Linked DNA regions of Mus musculus: region 1 is linked to region 2. Evidence: chromatin loops called from intact Hi-C (ENCODE). Cell type or tissue: left cerebral cortex. All regions are shown on one strand.

Region 1 (2,500 bases), 60 kb before region 2:
GGCCATTGCTGGATTGATCTGACCACAGACTTTAAGCCATGTGAATAAATCCTATATACGTGTGTGTGTGTGTGTGGGGGGGGATTCATTGTATCAGTTCTGTTCCTTAAGAGAACCCTGACTAATACAATGGCATTCAATCCCCTGGATTACAGACTTGTGAGCCACCACGTGGGTCCTGGGAACCCAGATTCTCTGGAAGAGCAGGCAGTACTCTAACAGCTAAGCCATCTCAGCAGCCCCCAAAACTTAGGTCTCTTTTAAGTGCTTAGTCTATCTTAGCGTTATGCTTGACTATGAAGTGTCCTCCAAAAAGGCCCATGTGTCTAAGGTTTGGTTTCCAGTCAGTATTCAGAGAAGAGTCTTTAGGGAAGTGGTCAGATCATGAGGGCTCTGCCTTAGTAGGCTAAGCCACTGATGGGTTCATAATTCGACAGTTTTATGTGGAAGTGGTAAAAACTAGGAGATAGGACTTAGATACAACATGGACTTGAATGTTCTTTTTTCTTTGCTCTCTCTCTCCCTTCCTCCCTCCCTCCTTCTCTTCCTTCTCTCCCTCCTTCCTCTCTTCCTCCCTTTTTCCCTTCTCTCTCTCTCCCTTTCTTTCTCTCTCTCTGTTCTTTCCCTTCCCACCTTTCTCCTCCCTGTCCCTTCTTTTCCCTTCCCTTCCCTTCTCTCCCCTCCCCTCCCCTCCCCTCCCCTTTCTTCTTTGTATCAGAAGGTCAACAGCCCACCACAGCTCCCACTAGCTCTGATATGCTGAGTCACCTCCCACCCAAGGCATGGATCCTGCCAACTAAGGGTTGAAACCTGAAATCATGAACCAAACAAACATTTCCTTCTTAATTTTTTTCTCAAGTATTTTTGTTACAGCAATAAAAATTTAAGAGACTTGCTTCTTTCCTCTCCTGTTCCCTCCTCCTCTGAGGTTGAGCGCATGGGGGAGACAGCAGTGCATAGAACACCCAGCCATCAGAGAGAGATCTGCTGCACTGTTTTTATATCCCAGTGTGAATGTGGTATCAAAATTCTTTACTGTGTCATGCCCCATTGTGACACCCACAGTATCTCAACGATGACATCACACTACTCTGTGACATCACAGATGTAAATTGTGATGGTTCAGTACACCACTATGACATCACTATGCTAAATTATAATGTCAAGATTCGCCATTGTGTCATTAGAAGGTGAATTGTGGTATCACATCACGATGCTCTCTTCTCTGCCATCAGAATGTTCCCTTGGGTTACCCCAGAGCTGATGTAGGTCTTCACGATGCACAATGCCCCTCAATGATGCTGCGATGCACCTTTGTGATGGGACAGTGACACATCATGACCACCCAATGATTCATTGTGACATCATGATGATCTATTGAGTGCTAGTTTTCTGTCTTTTTTATGATAGCATCCCTGTGTGTATGTGGCATGTACACATGTGTGCACTTGGGTGTGTGTGAATGCATACATGTAGGGAACAGAGGTTGACTTTGGCTGTTTTCCCCTATGGGTGTCCATCAAAACTTTTGGGGCAGGGTTTCTTCACTGAACTTGGAGCTTGTCATTTGACTAGACTGACTGAATCAAACTCCCAGAGATCGTCCATCCTCTACCCACCCCACTGAGGAGTTACAGGCCAGCACTGCTGTTCTGGGCTGCACTGCCCATTTTTAATGTGGGCTTGGAGGGATCCCACTCATGAGTTCATGACTGCTAAGGGACTTTTGACTTACTGAGCCATTTCTCAGCTTTACACTCTTGCTTTTTGAGATAGATAGGTCTCCCACCGGGACCTGGGGCTGTCTGTTTAGACTAAGGCTGGTCAGCCAGACCAGTTAGGAGCTGGGCAGGGCTCCTGTCTCTCCCTCTGCAGTGCTGTGATGGCTGTGAATGTCTGGCTTTTCATGTGAGTATTGGAGACGAATTTGGAATCTGCTTATGCTACAAGCATTTCCGCAACTAAGCTATCTCCCCAGGACCCTGTAATGGCCATTCCATGTGGGAGAAATAAGAAACGTCCTTCCCTAGAGATGTGAACAAAGTCTTCCCCTACCCCTAAGGTCCTAAAGAAGAGCAAAGTAAGATCCCACCACAGTTCTTAATGGAAAACCAATTTATTGGGTTCACTTAGAGAACATGAATGAGGAGACTGATGGAGCACAGGTAACCCCAAACAGTTGCTCTACAGACACTTTCTTCACCCAGCACCTCCATGACCTCACAGAGCCCCTTTATCTACTCTTCCCCAATACACACTCTAGCCCCTCCCCACAGCCCAGGGCCTTGTGTGGAACTGCACGCAAATGGCCAGAAGGAGTGGCCGGCATATCAAGGGAGTCCCCCTGCCCATTTATGATGGACTATTGCAGGTGGGCATAGCTGAGCTCATGAGGATGGGGCAGCTCAGAGGGCAACGCTGAGTAGCAGCATGGCTCACTGGGTTCTGATCTGCATTTCTCTGGCAATCAGTGAAACTGGGCATTGTCTTCATGTACTTG
Region 2 (2,500 bases):
GACGGGCATATGCATATGAAGGTGGAGGGCAAACTAAGACTTTACTGATCCTGTTTGTGCTATTGTGTATTTGCAAACATGGCCCCATCAGGTTCCTTCCTGGGCCTGGGGACTGTGAGCGGGTTCTCAGAAAGCCATGTTTGTACAGTCAGTTGAGAATGGTAACCCAGAGATTTAGCAGCCAGCAGTTTTGTTTTCCTTCCCTGGGTCCCTAGTTCCTTCTCTCCCGGATTGGGGGCGGGGCGGTATGCCCATTTCCCTCTCTATCACCAAATCCTCTCCCAACAAGAGGCACTGTTCTTTCTCATATAGCTCTCACCATTGGTGACTTCCTTTTCTCTCTCCCTCTTCCCTTCCTTCCTTCCTTCCTTCCTTCCTTCCTTCTCCCTTTCCTTTTTATTCCATGTGTGTGTGTGTGTGTGTGTGTGTGTGTGTGTGTGTGTGTGAGACTAGGTGTTGAGCACAGGCCAGGGCTTCATATACAAACTCTCTAATGCTAAGCTACCCCTGCTGACTCACAGCAGATGTGCCTCACCTTCCCGCGGGATGCCAGCCACCCTGAAGACTGAGTCAGTATCACATTCCCTATGGCATCTGGTGGCTGCAACCACACAGGGACTGGTCCCTACAGAGACTCACTCTGTCCCTCCTGAGTTACACCTGCAGACTAGCAGGACTGTTGGCCATCTCTTCAGACTGATGTTCCCTCCCTAATCCTTCCTCTCAAATGACTTCCTTTCTGAGGAGCTACCCAGAAGAAGGGGTGAAGAGGACAAAGGGGCAGAGTGGGTCAGTCTCCCTGCTCTTTGTGAAAATCAGGGGACAGGGAGTGTGAGTAGGGGTTTAGAAGAGACATCCCCGTGCCTAACTTGGATAATAATACAGAGCTTGAGCAGGCCTCTGGAGTGACTCCCCACATTTTAACCTGATAAAGCCCCAAACTTGCAGGTATTGTGATGTACCCCAGTATCCCTTTAAGAGTATAGGAAGTTCCAAGGCTGGCCTGGGCGGGGAGGGTCAAACCAAAAGCCACAAAGCAACTCCAGAAGAAACTGTGCCCTCTGCCCTTTCCTCAAAGCCTCCTCCTTTACGAGAACACAAGTTAGAGTGAGCTCTGTCCAATGCTCTATCCCAGTCCTTCCTTTTATGTCTAAGAACCTTGGACTTCCTCAAAGCCACAGAGCTTGCTGGAGGTCCAGATTCCATCTGTGGTTCCTGAAGCCCCACGTGGGCCTTTGGGTTTTGTTCTGGTTCCTCTGTCTTCTCATGCTCTCCTCTTCACCTGCTTCCCACAGGCAGTTCCTGGGAGAGAGAGAGATCGAGGTCCTTGGACAACGGGCCATGGCCATAAGGCTGGAATGTAGTAAGATTTTAGGAGTTTTGGTTTCTTTGAAAAAAAAAAAAAAACTATGGGAACATGTTTTCATTTTAACCCCAGGTGTGGGATATGGGGCTGCTTCAGACTGTCCACAGCAGCCGACTATGATGTGTCTTGTGCTCTAGCAGGGGCATGGTTTTGCCAGCTGCAACTAGTTTCTGTGATTTCATGGTGTTTGGAATTCTGGGAACTTTTCAAAGGGCATATATGTATTAGAGCTCCGCTAGGTTGCAGTTTGTTAAGTAGTCTTGTGTAAAGAAGAAGAAATTAGATATCCAAACAGCCAAGATCAAACTTGCTCCAGGGAACTTGATGCCTCATATCAGCAGGAAGTAGTCTAACAATAACGTCGGCCCCTCTTTCCAACCCCTAACTTTAATCAGGGATCTCTCTCCTTTCCTCTCTGTCCTTTTTCCTCTTTTATCTAGGATTAGGGGTTAAAAGGGTGGAAGAAAGGGGGTGGCGAAGGATGTAAGAAAGAAGAACCCACAAAGTAGTAAAGACAGCTACACTGGGGGAAGAAATTCAGGCTGTGCCGTTCAGAGCATCATGGCAGGAAGCTGGCAGGATGCTGGATGTCCTCTGACACCTGGGAGGAAGCGGAAGCAGTGGGGACTGCGGTGGGGGCAGCAGGCTCCCTGCCACATCCTGTCCGGAGGCCACCTCAAGTCTGTCTCAGCACCATGGAACCAGCTGGTGTTGGAGAGGGCAGGAACGTTTTAATTACTCAGGTTACAGGGGAAGGGGGAATGGGAGTGAGGAAGGAATACAGGCAAAATCTAAGATGTAATTTGCAGTAATACGATTATAACTTTGAACACTTCTTTCCTGTATTCAGACAGGATACGAATGAATCAACACGGCACCTGGGAGTACCCGTGTTCTTGGGCCTGTCATCTGAATGGGGCAGAGTTATTCAAATATCAGCCACACCACTAATTAGCTGAATATCTGAAAAGCCCTGACTCTTTCCGGAGCTACGGTTCTGGTGGAGCTCTGAGGTCATAGAACATTCCAGAAGGCTGCTCCAGTGCCTCTCTCAAGTTCCTCCTTGTCTCTTTGGAGTCTCTGAAAATATCAAAACCCAAGGCTATGCTTTCCCACAGAATTCTTTTCCTATTC

The links. Hi-C counts contacts between places; a loop is a spot of excess contacts. Peaks named below come from ENCODE experiments on the same cell type or tissue, not always from the same donor. Only the 100,000 strongest peaks of a DNase experiment are listed, where the experiment ranks them.
Region 1: a loop joins it to region 2, with 2.1 times the contacts of the local background. A loop is called at or near these places in 6 of 42 quality-filtered maps.

Annotation. Positions count from the first base shown.
Region 1 is chr14:31,591,131-31,593,630 of GRCm38, reverse strand. LOC102639719 (a long non-coding RNA gene) reads left to right here and starts at 1,917. Exons shown (of 3, transcript XR_874498.2): 1 at 1,917-2,371. In left cerebral cortex, no CTCF peak of the experiment used is centred here; no DNase peak of the experiment used is centred here.
Region 2 is chr14:31,531,475-31,533,974 of GRCm38, reverse strand. All of the region lies in intron 12 of Colq (collagen-like tail subunit (single strand of homotrimer) of asymmetric acetylcholinesterase), which reads left to right. Among named protein-coding and RNA genes, the nearest start is that of Eaf1, 38 kb to the right of the region's middle. In left cerebral cortex, no CTCF peak of the experiment used is centred here; no DNase peak of the experiment used is centred here.